3 separate regions of the Homo sapiens genome follow, and regions 2 and 3 are each linked to region 1. The links are chromatin loops, found by intact Hi-C in ENCODE. Cell type or tissue: heart left ventricle. All regions are shown on one strand.

Region 1 (5,000 bases):
AATATACTACTCTGGCATACTTTAAGCGGAGAACTGCAGACACGAGAGGAGTACCCCTGAAAAGCTGTTAACACTGAAAATTTGTGTGATAATAAATTTATATCCATGAAGGAAATCTACATTAGTAAAAATATCTATATCTAAAGGAGGGCTGCTCTGAGAGACCTTTTATTTATTATTATGCATAATAGGACAACCTTTATTCATTATACATTTCCTCTTCTCATCTTTCCATAACTTCTGTGGTCCTCATCCTTCCTCCCCATTAGCAGCTTCAAGTTCCTATTACTTTCTATAGCTCAGTATGCTAGATAAGCTTCAATCATCTGACCCTTCTTCAAGTCTTACATTTTGTGGAACTCCCATATGCTATGTAGGTAATTTAAATGGTTTTTCTCTTGTTAATCTGCCTTATGTTAATTTAACTTTTTGCCCAAACAATCCAGAAGTGTGGAGGGAAGCCACTTTTTCCTCCCGTACAGGAGAGTACACATCTGAATTTTAGAACAGTATGAATTTCATGCAACTTCATTCTTTTAAATAAAGTTAATTCTCCAAATGCAAAATCATCTGTGATTTAAATTTTATGCTTTCCTAACTCATTTTATGTATGTTAATTTACATATTATGCACAAAAAAATAAAAAAAAACTCCTATCACGTGTCTTCATTTTTGTTCCAGAACTGTGGGCACGTTATGTATGCCAGCAAAAGGGAATTCAAGTAACCAGATTAGAAAGGTAATTAAGAATGCAGTTGAGCAAGATACTCAGTCCCCAGTCCTATGCTGGAGTAAGGTATGGTAGAGAGAGAGAAGAGAGGTGGGCAATAATTGTAAGTTCAGTATCAGAAATAGTGGGTTTTGGAGAGGAAGGAGTTTTCGAATGTCTGATAGGAAGCAGCCATTTATCAGCTTATTTGACCCTAGACATGTCAATTAAACTCTTTAGGTTTCAGTTCTTTTTCCTTGTGGATGAAAGGACTAAACCCCATTAGAAATACTTTCCTGCTCTATGATACTTTGATTCTTACTTTCTCCGTAATGGTGGGAAAACAAGAAAGAATAATCTGAGAAAAAAAGGATAGGAAAAAGATAACAATTATTAAAGATAGAGAGATGCAAAAAAGAGACATGATTGCTGGTTATGAAAGGAAAAATATTTTAAAAAGTAAGAATTTAGGTCTTCATTCATCCCCCTCTGAGTTTCTTGAACAAATATTTATACAGTGCTAGTCAATACTTACGTAGCACTGACTACATGCCGTTTTAAGGGCTTTATAAATATTAACTCATTCAACAAGAATATAAGTTTTACTATTATTCCTATTTCATTGCTGAGGAAATAGGCACAGAGAGTTTAAGTAACTTAATCCAGGTCACATAGCTGGTAAGGGCCAGAGCTGGATTTCAAACCCAGGCAGTCTGGATCCAGAGTTCATGCTCTTGTAATGCTGATTTTACTGTTAGAATTTGCCATACATTTTCCTCAGTGAAAACCCCCACATCAAAGACAAAAACTTATTGAACTGTAACAAGTATAATAAATCACTCCAGACATATTTAGGCTAACACATACCCTATTTGTTTCTGTGTAATTACACTTTCTCAAGAGCCTGCCACAATTGGTATCACTGTTTTCTTATGAACTCTTCAAGCAAGACTAATGCAAAAGGGAGAGGATTGTTCTTTGTTCAGCTGCAAACCAGGTGGCACAAAGCACAGAGAAGAAAGCCAGGCTCCAGAGAACGTGTGAAGGCAACCAACTCTCAGAGACACTTGCATAATTAGTCAGAAAGCATTTTCCTTCAAATGACTGCAATTTTTAAAAGCGCTATCCCATTTTTCTCCCATCACCCTAATTAAAAAAAGACAACAAAAAACATACAAAAAAACCTTCCCCAAAGCAAGACTACTAAAATAAAATGGTCTGGCTGTGAGCAAACATTTGAAGCTTAAGTGTTATGTTGACCTTGTACTGCAGGAGGCAGCATCTCATTAATAAAACAATGACCATGTGTTTTTGTTGTTGTCCTTGAGGTTCTTTTTATGTTTGTTTCAGTATTGTGAATAGGACTGTGATTGTCTCATTCTCTAATATGCTTGATTTCTATTCAGAAAGTAAACAACTGAAAGGTTTTGTAAAGGGGTTAGAACCAGTGATTGTTGCTGATTTACTTCTGTGAAATTGAGTCCCTTTCCTTTTCTATTGTTTGTCTACTGTTAAATTTAATTTCTTGTGCTCACAATTAAAGTTTAAAATATTAGAGTCGGAGGAAGCTAGGAGATCATTTCTCTTGATTTAATTCTCTGATTTTACAGATATGGAAACAAGATCAGAGTGGTTAAATGGCTTGTCCAAGACAGCTAGTGGCATAGCCAGGACTGGCTTTTCCACTGCAGGTTCTGTGCTCATACCAAGCTTCATTGTTTGATCAGTCTGGAGTTGAGCCTCTGTAACACCCTCTTTTCTTTTTCCCAACCAAACACATCCTTCTTCCACCTCATATCCCTTTATTTTCTTTCATCCAATCCAATTTATTTTAGTAGGAGATTAACAATGAGTACCTGTGAAGTTAATGTTGATGTCTAGAGGGTAATTCAAACTTGCTGAACTTCAAGCAATGAAATGTCTTGGGAGCCATCCATCAGAGGTGCTTTGAGGCTATGCTTGCAGAGAGAGAAGTCCCGACTGCTGGAAGCTAGGGCTTCCTTTATTCCAGGGTATTGCAGTGATGTCAGTGTGTGTTAGAACTTAGCATTGTGCCTCTGGTCCTGCTGCACTGACTCTCCCCTCCCCCCATCATCTTTTTATATTTTATTTAAATATGCATGAATTTCTATTAAAGTCTCTCTTCTTTCTTAAGAATTAAAATTGGTATCTCAGGATAGAATCTGTACTCTCCCACTCCCTAGAACCCCAAAGCGTTCCTGGATTTTCCTGTATTTGCTTCTTTCCAAAAAAAAAAAAAATCTTGCATTTTGCCCATCAAATTTCATTTACAACACCCCGGTCCATAGTAATATTTCCTTCCTTTACCCTAGAACATCTGTATTGATAGCTCTTGTCTTACTATTGTTAAAAGAAAAACTTTCATCAAATTAAATTTATCAGAGCTTAATTGAGCAAAGAATAATTCCTGAACCCACAACCCTCAAAACGAGAACAGGTTCGGAGAGCTCCAGTCCACAGTGTGGTCAGGCAGCATTAATAAACAGAGGAGGAAGTAAGATGCAGAGATAGCTCTCCTGGTTACAACTCGGTGTTTGCCTTATTTGAACAAGATCTGATCAGTTGTCCACCTGCAATTAAGTGAAGCTCAGCTGTTGTCACTGGCTGAGACTCAGGTATTGTTACAGGAGTACTCCTAAATTAGGTCTTCTGTTAGTTTATGTGCTAAGTGAGGCTGCAGTTTGTTATGAAAGGACTCACATCCTCAGGCCAAATTTAGTTTAACACTACTTAATGTTCAAAGTCTGGCCTCTCCAGCTAGATGATAACCTATCCCAGGTTATTTTCACATCCATTTTGCTGTGGAAGATAGGCATCTATCTAGGGGATTAGCTAACTCAAGGCCCAGCCCCTCTCCTAATCCTTGCCACCACAATAAAAAGGATTTTGTGGCTAATTTGATTTATCAAATTTCAGGATGCTGATTAGGCCACATTTGCCAAAGGGTTGATACTCGTTTAAAGGTTACCTATGGATATGACCCTTTCTTCTCTCTTTCTTCCAAGTGGCTGGCAGGCAGGCTGATCCATAGGGCAGTCTGGCCACCCACCTTACTCTCCTCATTTAAAAAATCTGGGGTAGCTGCCTGATCATAAAATTTAGATTTGGGGCTAGGTAGAAGGAAAAATCACTCTTTAATTCTTGAATCCAATTAACATAGAGCTCCACGTTGGGGTTTCAGGCTGTGCCAATATCAATAAAGTGTTGTTTGATTTTGCCTTTGCTCCTTTATGTCTCCATGAGATCCTTAAGGAGAGATAGTATGCCTGATACTAATATAGGATTTGGGTATTTCTACACAGTTTTTTTAAGTGAGCACATTAAAGATTTACCTTTTTAATTAGCCCTAAGTGTGATAAATCTGGTTCAAAGGAGTATACTAGAGAACAAGTGTAGTCACTGAAAGAATAAATATTGAATGAAAGATTGCTAAGTTAGGTACAATCTAGTCAATGTCCTCTAGAGCAAGTAAATATAATATTGGGAGTTATCTTTTTTTTTTTTTTACCTGACAGGAGTCATTTGGATTTACTATATAACATCTCTACTAATCTCTAGGAGACAAAATTTATTTTCATTGTTATTTGTCAAGAATCATTTGCATCATTATAAGTTTTCTTAAAAAAATTATTTTAAGTTCCAGGATACAAGTGCAGAACGTACAGGTTTGTAACATAGGTAAACATGTGCCATGATGGTTTGTTGTACCTGTCAACCCATCGCCTAGGGACTTCTCCCTAACTCATTTTATGAGGCCAGCATCATCCTGATACTAAAACCTGGCAGAGAAACAACAAAAAAACTTCACATCAATATCCCTGATGAACACTGATGCAAAAATCCTCAATAAAATACTGGCAAATCAAATCCAGCAGCACATCAAAAAGCGTATCCACCAGGATCAAGTTGGCTTCATTCCAGGGATGAAAGCCTGGTTCAACACAGGCAAATCAGTAAACATAATTCATCACATAAACAGAACTAAGGACAAAAACCACATGATTATCTCAATAGACACAGAAAAGGCCTTCGATAAAATTCAACATCCCTTCATGTTAAAAACTGTCAGTAAACTGGGTTTTGATGGAACACACCTCAAAATAATAAGAGCTTTTATGACAAACCCATAGTCAATATCATAATGAATGGGCAAAAGCTGGAAGCGTTCCCTTTGAAAACCGGCACAAGACAAGGATGCCCTCTTTCACCACTCCTATTCAACATAGTATTGAAAGTTCTGGCCAGGGCAATCAGGCAAGAGAAAGAAATA
Region 2 (5,000 bases), 680 kb after region 1:
TCATAATAGATGTTGAACAAAGTACTATGGAGACTTCGAGGCTGAAGTGATTAATTTGGTGTCAGTTTGAGAATGAAGCTGGAATGTTTTTATATATTAAAGTTGAATCTTGATAATCAATACTAAATAAAAGAAATGAAGTGGTAGGCAGAAGTAACACCATAAACCAAAGCATAGGGTTGTGGCATCATATCTGTAAAGAGAATCCAGGTTAGCTGGAGGGATGAGGCATTAGTAGAGCACGTGGAGATGTAACTGGAAAAGGGCGGCGGGTTAAAGGTTAAATGTTAACACACTTAAAGACAACCAAGAAGTTGAATGTTGTTCCCTAACTTCGCGGAGCCCTGAAGTGGCAGAGCAGCATAATAATATCTCTGCATTGGGAAAAGCCAAGTTTGTGGCAGGAAGAAACTAGAAGAAAAAAATATTGTAGCCATCCTCGTGTGATATAATGAGAGATGGATTAAAGCAGGGATGAGAGGCTTTTTAAGGAAAAAAAAAAAAATGTCAGTCTTGCATGTAAATTTCCAGATCCACTGACCAATTTGATGTTGAAGGTAAGAAAGCAAAGAATAAATACAAATAAAACCTAAGAGTCAACGTGTCCAGTTTTGGTTAGTGATTTTGGTTTTAGCCAAGTAGGAAATACATGAGGAAAAGATTTCCAAAGATAAAATATTTTCTTTTGGAAAGTTGAGTGTGAAATTGCTTTGGAATATCTGAGTGGAGCTGTCCAGAAGCTCGAAGGAGTGGTCAGTGTTGGAACAACAGATTAGCGGGTACTGTATTCATTATAACATAGGGTGAGGGCTGGGAGGGAAGGGCACAGATTAATGTGGATAAAAATAATAAAAAGGAAAGCAGACAGTGAGTTTGTTCTCAGGCTGGAAAAAAGCTAGGCCAGAAGAAGAGGAGATGGCTGTGCCTGAGGTGCTAGGCTTCAGTAATGTCTGGTGGTGAAGCAAGAAAAAGCCAGGAATGTTGTCATTAGATATTTTGATTAAGATATTTATTAATATTGATAGAGAATTAGTGAGAGCAGAACTCTCTTTAAGGGCTTTCAAAATGTTAATAGATTATAATTTTTTAAAAAATGGTTAGCTCCTTAGAGATGGGGTCAAAGACCCTAATTTTGTTAGTAGAGGATAATGCTAACAATGTTTTTAAGTTGCGAGGAAAAAGCGAGGAGGAAAAAGAGAATGAATAAGAAATGCACTAATTAAAACAAATATGCTGTCTATTAGAAGGATGAAATTAAAAGTACAGTGGTAGGAGACTGGTATTAACCAAAAGAAAAAATATTATTTGCTCATTGAAACAATAGGGAGGAAGTCAAGAATTAAGAAGTCCTTTCTATATTTAGAAATTCATATGAAGCCGAATTAAAGTCCTCAATAAAGATTGGATAGCTTATTTTTGTATATTTTCTGCCAAGAAGAACTGGAGAAAAGAGAATTCATTTAAACTAATTAGGGGCTTTTTTTTTTTTTGCTGAGCCTGGTACCTGAGCAAAATGCTGTGGGGTTAGAAAATGAGTATGAAATGACGCTCATCTTTAAGAAGCTTACAGAATCCAAACATGTCTGAAGTGCCTTTCTATAAGAATATTAAATGAGTAGCATTTTGATTATTAATTTGCCTCTAGGATTCAGATATGGATAGTATGTTGGGGGCTCGCTTGCAGAAATGAGTCACTTGGCTAAGAGAACTAGCTGGTGCTCATCACTCAGCCCTCAGTAGGTTACCGTGTTTGGCTGAACCTAAGGTAATCATATTTTTTTATTGCCTTATAGCATTCTGAATATAATAAGATTATAACTAAAACTGTTCTCCTAAACTGAAGTTATTAACCCAGACTTGTAGATCGATACATTATAAAATTTTATTATTACCACCTATTTATCTATACAGTTGGTATATTATATATATACAGTTGGTAAAAAAAAATTATGCTGTATTAGAATATTTTCAACTGTAAATAAAAGAAAACTTTACTTCAACTAGTTGTAGCAATAAAGAGATGTTATTATTTCTCATGAATAGAAGGCCAAAGGAGGGAAGCCTTCAGGATTAGTGCATTTAGTGAATTCAGCAATGTTATAACGCACCTAGGTTTTTTATTCTCTCTACTCTGCTACTGTCTATAGTATTGGTCTCATCCTAATGCCGATTCTACTTGTGATCCAAAAATGGCTGCTGGCAGCAACAAACTTTCTTCTGAAGAAAAAGGATTTCCTTTTCTAGAAGCATGAAGCTAAGTTCCCCTCATATCTCATTGACTCACATTGACTTGGCCTACCCATTCTTGATCAAATCCCTGGCTTTGGAGTTGAAATTATCATGATTGGCACAGAGAGTCAATCATGATAGCCACTGCATATGCTTTGAAGACAGTTTAGAATTAGACATTTCCAAATGTCTTTGGACCTATTTGTCTTAATATCAGAATGTTATCATAGTCCATAGGAAATTTAATGAGGCTGTCAATTGGTCCAGCAGCCACAAGACATGCTTGATGGATATTCAAGAAGCTCTTATAATCTTTTGAGCCAGAGTAGAATGTAGCTGATGATAGAGATAATATAGCAAGTTTAAAGTATTTGTTTGAAGTATTGAAACTAGTAGGGAGACATTTTGAAGCTCTTTTTAGTTAGACCTTATTCTGTCTTAATTATATATTCTTCAGTTTGCCAGCAGGGCCAGCACTTGAAAGGGGCCATTGCATCTGCTCTGTGTCCATTTTTAAGATAAAGCTTTGCTTATTTGTTTTTATGGCATATTTCAATTAAAGCATTGCCACCCTACTTTAGTCCTTATCTCCCTATTTTAAGATGAAATGAAATTAAAATTGACTGAAATGATGGTTAAAGACAAATTTAATATCAATGTTTTTCCTACATCCTCCTCCTTATTTTCAGAAAAAAACATATTTTTAATCAGTGCTTGTATTAATCTTATGATTATAATTTTAAAAGATTATTTTTGAATTCATTTTGTCCTTTTTTGCATAGATCTTTGTCTTAAAGAACATGTGCTGAATTTCTGTAGAAATTGACTCTTCATATTCCATAAATCTGTTGGTATTACCATACAAACACTCTGTGGAAGCATTGACTGAACTAGCAATTATGTCTACAAGAAGAAAACAAATCTATGACAGAAATCCTGAGTGACTCACTATTATGACCAAATGACTTATTTACTTACTTAATTTCCTCCTTTATTCAGCAACACATTGTTGCTAAATGTGGAGTGGGGTATCATTTTGAAATACTTCCCATACAAAACCTTGATGATCCTGCCTGACATCTGCCCGCTAAATGTCTTGGTGAGCCACCATGTCTGCTGATCCTAGGATAATCATATTTTTTAATTGTCTCATAACATTCTGAATATAATAAGATTACAACTGAAACCAGTTTCTTAAACTGAAGTGATTAACCCAGACTTGTAGACAGATACATCATACAATTTTATATTCATTACCACCTAAGAGGAAAATGAAGACGGATGCCTTCCTTTTAGCAATAGAAGTCTCCACAAGAATCCACAAGTTTTTCCTTCCGGGGCAAACCATATGAACGATCTGGCTTAAGTATCAGAAATAGAGAGAATAAGTGGCATTTTTCTTGATGGAAAAATATTAATAGTGGGACCTTTCCTAATACTTAGTTCTGGGAAGAGTCTAATTTGACATTTTCAAAGAAGATGTGAAAGAAGGGAGTCAACCATGAAATCTTGGAGTTTACTGATGATGTTAACAAGTTCCCCTTAATAATCTTTATCTACTTAGGCTCTCATTAATTGGAGGAAGTGTTTATTTAAAAAAAATACCGTATAGCAAATTGGCAAGGATATTTTCATATCATTGAAGGTAAATGACTGTACATAGGAACGGTACCCAGTATTTAGCATTGTGAATAGCGTAGGGCTTCGGATCCAGACTACCTGGGTTGGAATGTCATCTCTGCAGCTTAAGATCTTTGTAACCTTGGGCAAATTACATAACCTTTTGTGTGCACTGCTTTCAAATGTTGAAAGTCACTCCCTTTACAATGTCATTGTTTAGATCTCTTGAGTTGCATCTTAGAAAATCAAGAAATTATATTACAAACTGTAGTGTATTACACCTACCTGCCCTATATGTAAAATGACTTACAGATAAGCTTACTCCATTCTCAAAAACCAGTAAGCAAGAAGGAACCCTCAGGTATTCTGAGAGGGAAGGGAGTTTCAAGTTCCCAACTCATTGCTGGGTGGATCAGAAGCTAGAAAGCCTTGAAGTCCATGTTTCAAAGATAAGACTTAGGTGTTGGATCTATGAGACTTATAGGGGCTCAAGATTTTGAGGGAAATGCTATATTATAGTGATAAGTATGTTTGCTATCTGTCTTTCACCCTTCTCACAATTCTCTTTTCTGGATAATAGGCTTTTTTGTTGGTTTTTTTCTTTTTTTGATCCTACTTTGAAGAGAGGTATGAATGATAATGGTGACTCTGTTCAGAGTGACCATTTTCAAAGTTTGGAAAAGAACCACATGGACAGATTCAGGTGTTTTAGGATCTGCACTTTGAGAAACAACTGTTTTCACTTTCAACCAACTTCTTTCACTCTTCTTATAACCAGGGGTACTGGATACACCCACAGGGTTTTCTCCTTTATCCTCTAACCCCTTTCAGTTCCCTGAATGCCTTCCACTAGACTGCAAGCTACCTAAAGGTAGCAGCCCTGATTCATTCATCTCTGTAGCCCTAAGGTGTAGATAGTACCAGGTACCCAATAGATTTCAGTTAATATTTGTCAAATGAATGAAGAAGAAATGGATATTTTTTCAGTACCTCTGTATTCCCTTTGTGACATTATTGAAATAGGGTAAATTTGCAGTGGAAAACAAACAAACAAAATTCTATCATACTTATGTTTTTTTTGTGCTCATAAGCTTCAAAATCACTTCTAACAGTGTTTCTTTAGAGAAAACACACTCTGTTTTCCAAAAATA
Region 3 (5,000 bases), 300 kb after region 1:
CCTCTATTCCCTGTCTTTCAGAATGGGCAACCAGTTCTCTTCACCACCCCCAGCTTATACTCTTCCAGAGTGTATCTTTAAACATTGGGACTGTTTTTATCTTCAGAACCTGGAGGAAAAATACTTCATAGCCCTCTGCACAAAGGCTTGGCCAAATTGTGATGTATAGGAAGGACCGGCTTGGCCTCAGGAAGGGACCATTCATTTTGATAACATCCAGCAGTTGGAACTTCTCTGTAGATGTGAGGACACATGGTCTGAGGCCCCATATGCGCAGGCTTTGTTTTGGGGGAAAATGGCGGTCAGATTCCTCCCTGAGGTTTATCTAAGTGTTCCTAGCAAAGGAAACTTTGTCCCCTCCTCTTTCTCTCCCTTCCCCTCCTCTTTCTCTCCCTTCCCCTCCTCTTTCTCTCCCTTCCCCTCCCCTCCCACTTCCCACCTCCTCTCCCCTCCCCCTTCCCACCTCCTCTCCCCTCCCCCTTCCCACCTCCTCTCCTTCCCCCTTCCCCTCTCCCCTCTCCCCTCTCTCCCCTTCCCTTCCCCTTTCTCTCCTCTCCTCTCTTCTCCTGTCCTCTCTGTCCCGTCCTGTCCTGTCCTGTTCCATTCCATCTCTATTCCTGTCATCTTTGTTGTTGTTTGTGCTGGGAAAGTCTGTGCTGGGAAAAGGAGTTTGGGCCAATTTGGTAAAAAGAAATTTGTTTCTTTGTATATCCATTTATTCATTCAACATACATTTATGTAGTACCTACATTATGTTCCTGGGAAATGAAGAGAAAATGACTTGATCCATGGCCTTAACTTGTCTATTTTACAGCATAGTGGGGAGAAGATATAGGAACTACTACAATACAATGTAATAATTCCATAATGAAGGTATGTATGAGCTGCAGAGGAAATGCAGAACATAGTAAGTACTTGAGGTCAGACTTAAAAAAAATGAGTAATTTTCTGTGGGGAGAGGAAATCAGACAGAATAAATACATTTTATATTCAAAATTTCAGACAAGTTAGGGAACCTGGCATGTTTAAAGAAAAACAAATGGCTTAGAACGACCTGAGGAAGATAGATGGGTGAAACCATTGAAGCTAAGTGAGGGCCAGATTTGGAGAGGACTTCATGACAAAATTTTTAAGAGCTATGATCTGATCAGAATTGCATGAGCAGAGTAAAAAAAAAAAAAGGAACTAACATTAGTTAAGCATGTGTGCTAGCTCTGTAATGACTATTTTTACTCTTTTCCTCTTTTTTAAGAGATGTGGATCTCTCTCTGTTGCCCAGGCTGGAGTTCAGTGGTGCAATCATAGCTCTCTCCAGCCTCGACCTCCTGGGCTCAAGCAATCCTATCATCTCAGCCTCCCCAGTAGCAAGGGGTACAGGCACATGCCACCATACTTGGCTAACTTAATTTTTTTTTTTTTAAGAGACAGGGTTTCACTATGTTGCCCAGGCTGTTGTCAAATTCCTGGCCTCAAGTGATCTCACACCTTGACCTCCCAAAGTGTTGAGATTACAAGCATGAGCCACCACACCCGGCATGTGATGACTCCTTTGGATATAATATCTCAGTATGATCCAGTGGGAAGAGCACAACTTTGAGTCTAGACAAACTTGGGTTCAAATCTTAGATCTTCTTCATTAATTTTAAGAGTTGGGCCAATTATTTAAGTTCTTTGAACTCCTACCCTCTTCATAATGTTTAATTCATAACCTGCAGGCTTGTTATAAAGAACAGATGCTAGGTGTAAAATGAATAACATAGGAAGTATAGCTATATTGTTACTACTAATAAACTTTGTTAGAGCCAAAATTCAAAGCCATGCTTCATTCCAAAGAATACACTTAACACGGACCTAGTCAATAGGAGGCTGCAGCCCTTTGGCCAGAGTGCTTTGTTTAGCAGTGAACACACAATTCATTCTGAGTACACCAAAGTTAACCCCGAGAATTATACGGGAGTTGTGATCTAACAGCTGTGTTTTTCTGATATATTTACAGCAATGAGGAAGTAAGTGTAAAAATCACTTTTTACCACCATGAAGCATGAACCAGCCAAGAAGTAAAGCCAAAATAGAAGGAGGCAGAGTGAGGAAAAGGAGAGCAAGTCCTAGTTCAGCTGCACCTAAGTCAGTACAAGCAATGAGCTTTTTTTAGGTAAATGAGCTAAATACTAGTAATAACTACAATAATAACAACAGCTTTTCTTTAACTCAACTTGCATTGAGTCTTCAGTCACTTGTATCCAATAGTACACTGACTAATTAAATTGGAATGAGCAACCTAGAAGCTCACTTTGGAATAGCAATAATGTAGACCTGGAAGAGTTTTCATCAATAAGGGAAAGAAACTAAATATGAGGAAGTGAAGACAGTCCATGTAGACTGCTTGTTCTAGAAGCTGATCTATTTTTAAAAAATTACAAAGGAGAAGATTCAGTAGCTAGAGTGGAGGCAGAATCGAGGAAGTATTTATTCCTAAGATGGGAGAGACTTGAGCATGTTTATGCACAAAGGGAAAGATGCCAGTGGAAAGGAAAAGGTTGACAGTACTGAGAAGAGAGTGGATAATTAATGGCAGAAATCCAGACGGACACAGAATGTGATGACTATTTCTGTTGCCATGAAATCTCTAGTAAGGTCTAGGGTCTGCTCAGACGGTAAATTTGACTGAAAGTGTTCAATATTTTTATTTTTTATTTATATATCTATTTTGGCTTTTCAGCATGTCTATTATTTTTATGTCTCCTCTAGTCTTGTCTACTGTCCTAAAATCAAGTGAAGTCTGATAATACCCCACTGTCCCCACCAAAAGCAAACAAACACAAAAATAAACAGAACTCAACTAAACCTCCCTATTCAAACTAGTGGAGATCTTCATGGCCAAAGAATACCCCAGATTACTAAAGGCATCTCAGAACAGTCATTTTGCAGGCTTTCAGTTTCTGCTTTCCTTTTTTGCCTGCAATTTTGCACAATCAAATGCACAAAAACAATGGGAAAGGGGATTACGTCAAATGTACGAAAGAAATGGCAGGAATCCAGTGGGAAAGACATGCCCTCCACATTTGGCAGGAGGCGTGCTGGGAGGCAGTGGCTTTGCAGAGTGATGAGTCACACTTGAACAGAGGCTCTGGAAGGAATTAGTTCAAGAGAAGGCTGGAGAGCTCCCTGAAATGTATGAGTGCCTCAGGCCATTAGCAATGTGTGTGTGATCACAATGAGACAAAGGAAACCCTGAGATCCGCAGACTTTCTTTCAGGAACCAGCAGAGTGTCCCTAGCTGCTCTTTCCTCCCTGGTGGGTGTAAAACCACAGCCCTTCTGTTTTAGTGGGAAAACGTTTCAAGAGGACCACTTTTTAGAAAACTTTGTCTGGGCCAAAGAATGCAATATGAGTGTAAAATACGTAAATAGATAAAGCAAGCCATGACTCTGAAGGAGAGATTTGATCTGCTCAAAGGTCAATTGGGCCACAAAATTAATGAGCTTGAGAAAGACAGGACAAGAGATGGGAGAGAAGAAATCTGTGTGTTGAACTCTGCATCAATTAACAAAAGCAAGTAAGTATCTGACTGGCAGCAAATTAGCTAGCATATGGACGAACTCTAAAATAACCAGGCATAGAACAAAACCAAATTTAAATATCAGACTTATCTATTGAACGGTATTGCAAATATCAAATGCCTTGTACTATAAATATAAAGCTCCCAATTCTTATGCTAGTAAACTGCTGAATATTTAATACCTTGAGAAGGGGTGGGCCACGTTTTTGAAATAATGTTAAAAGTATATAAATATAAATATCTATCTACATAAATAACATCTATGCTGATCCTGTTTATGTACAGTTTCACAGCATTCATGTAACTTTGCGAGCAGTAGTAAAATTCTAATTCTACAAGAATGAATTACATTTTAAGCTTGTGATATAGAATAACATGACTCTTTGTTACACTGTATGTTCAGATTTTGCCAGAAAATAAAAGAGAAGTGAGGTTTTTATAGGCTGAATTATCAAAATGTCACCTAAAACCCCACAAATTGGTTTTTAAGTGAAGTGCTATGAAATAAATAAAATTCTCTAGTAGACAATGCCGTTGAGTTTGTCAGTTAGTTTATAAAGTATCACGTGATAGAGCATTGTGTTTCTAAAGCATTAAATAATAGATCAAATGCTATGGCTATTGAAGGATGGATCAGTGCTGGATCACCTAAAATAGATTAAAAAAAACTGCTAGTGTAGAGGCAGTTGTGCAATAATGTCAGAACGCAAGTTCAGAGTGTGCCAAAACATCTGCTAATTTCTAGCTGTTATAATATAAAACTTACTTTTTTCATTTCAAAAGACCAAAAAGTACTTGAGATGAGAGGAGGGAAATGTCTTCACTTTGGGGACTTACGGCGAAGACACAAAGTCCTTACAACACAATTGTGATAAGATGACTTGAACATTTCATTATTCTACTTTCATTTACTTAGGAGAATAACCTTGACACTAAATTAATGTAGAATAAAATGGAAGTTTCTACAAAGTGTAAACATCTCTACCATGTGACTAGAATGATGTCAGCAAAACTAGTGATCTGAGGCCAACAGTGAGCTGTGGAAGGATGTCCTCTAACAATAATTGAAGGGAGTGGGCTGGTTTGGCTTTGACTTTTAAAAATTACTAGAGATGCGTGTTCTATGTCTCTCCTGCCATTTGAAAGGCACGTGTGTACATGAGAGCTGATTGTGTCCATTCTCCCTTTGCATGATAATTCTTGGCCCTTTGCCTGGTTTACTTTAGAGTTTGTATTACCTCATTATTTATATTTTTCTCCAAAGTCCTGCTCTGAAGAGCTTTTCCTGAATGTGATTTTTCTGTCTCCATCTTCAGAGTTGGCCATGCAGAAATCTAATAATGTCAAACCATTGCCCTCAAGGATGTGATAATAATGACTTCTGCTTGGAGATGGCAACCAGTTAATGCAGTATACTCAGGAGGGCTTTTGAAAGACTGCA

The links. Peaks named below come from ENCODE experiments on the same cell type or tissue, not always from the same donor. Only the 100,000 strongest peaks of a DNase experiment are listed, where the experiment ranks them.
Region 2: a loop joins it to region 1, with 2.6 times the contacts of the local background. A loop is called at or near these places in 20 of 110 quality-filtered maps.
Region 3: a loop joins it to region 1, with 4 times the contacts of the local background. A loop is called at or near these places in 21 of 110 quality-filtered maps.

What each region holds. Positions count from the first base shown.
Region 1 is chr12:19,913,896-19,918,895 of GRCh38, forward strand. No RefSeq gene overlaps it. Among named protein-coding and RNA genes, the nearest start is that of LINC02398, 98 kb to the right of the region's middle. In heart left ventricle, a CTCF peak has its summit at 1,986; no DNase peak of the experiment used is centred here; H3K27ac peaks cover 560 bases.
Region 2 is chr12:20,593,056-20,598,055 of GRCh38, forward strand. All of the region lies in intron 2 of PDE3A (phosphodiesterase 3A), which reads left to right. Among named protein-coding and RNA genes, the nearest start is that of SLCO1C1, 100 kb to the right of the region's middle. In heart left ventricle, no CTCF peak of the experiment used is centred here; no DNase peak of the experiment used is centred here; H3K27ac peaks cover 249 bases.
Region 3 is chr12:20,209,781-20,214,780 of GRCh38, forward strand. LOC105369686 (a long non-coding RNA gene) reads left to right here. Exons shown (of 3, transcript XR_931417.2): 2 at 815-873; 3 at 1,997-2,653. It overlaps LOC105369687 (a long non-coding RNA gene), which reads left to right and starts at 2,661. Exons shown (of 2, transcript XR_001749039.1): 1 at 2,661-3,556; 2 at 4,876-5,000. RefSeq lists enhancers at 2,379-3,120, 3,121-3,861. In heart left ventricle, no CTCF peak of the experiment used is centred here; a DNase peak (open chromatin) is centred at 3,091; H3K4me3 peaks cover 1,099 bases; H3K27ac peaks cover 2,976 bases.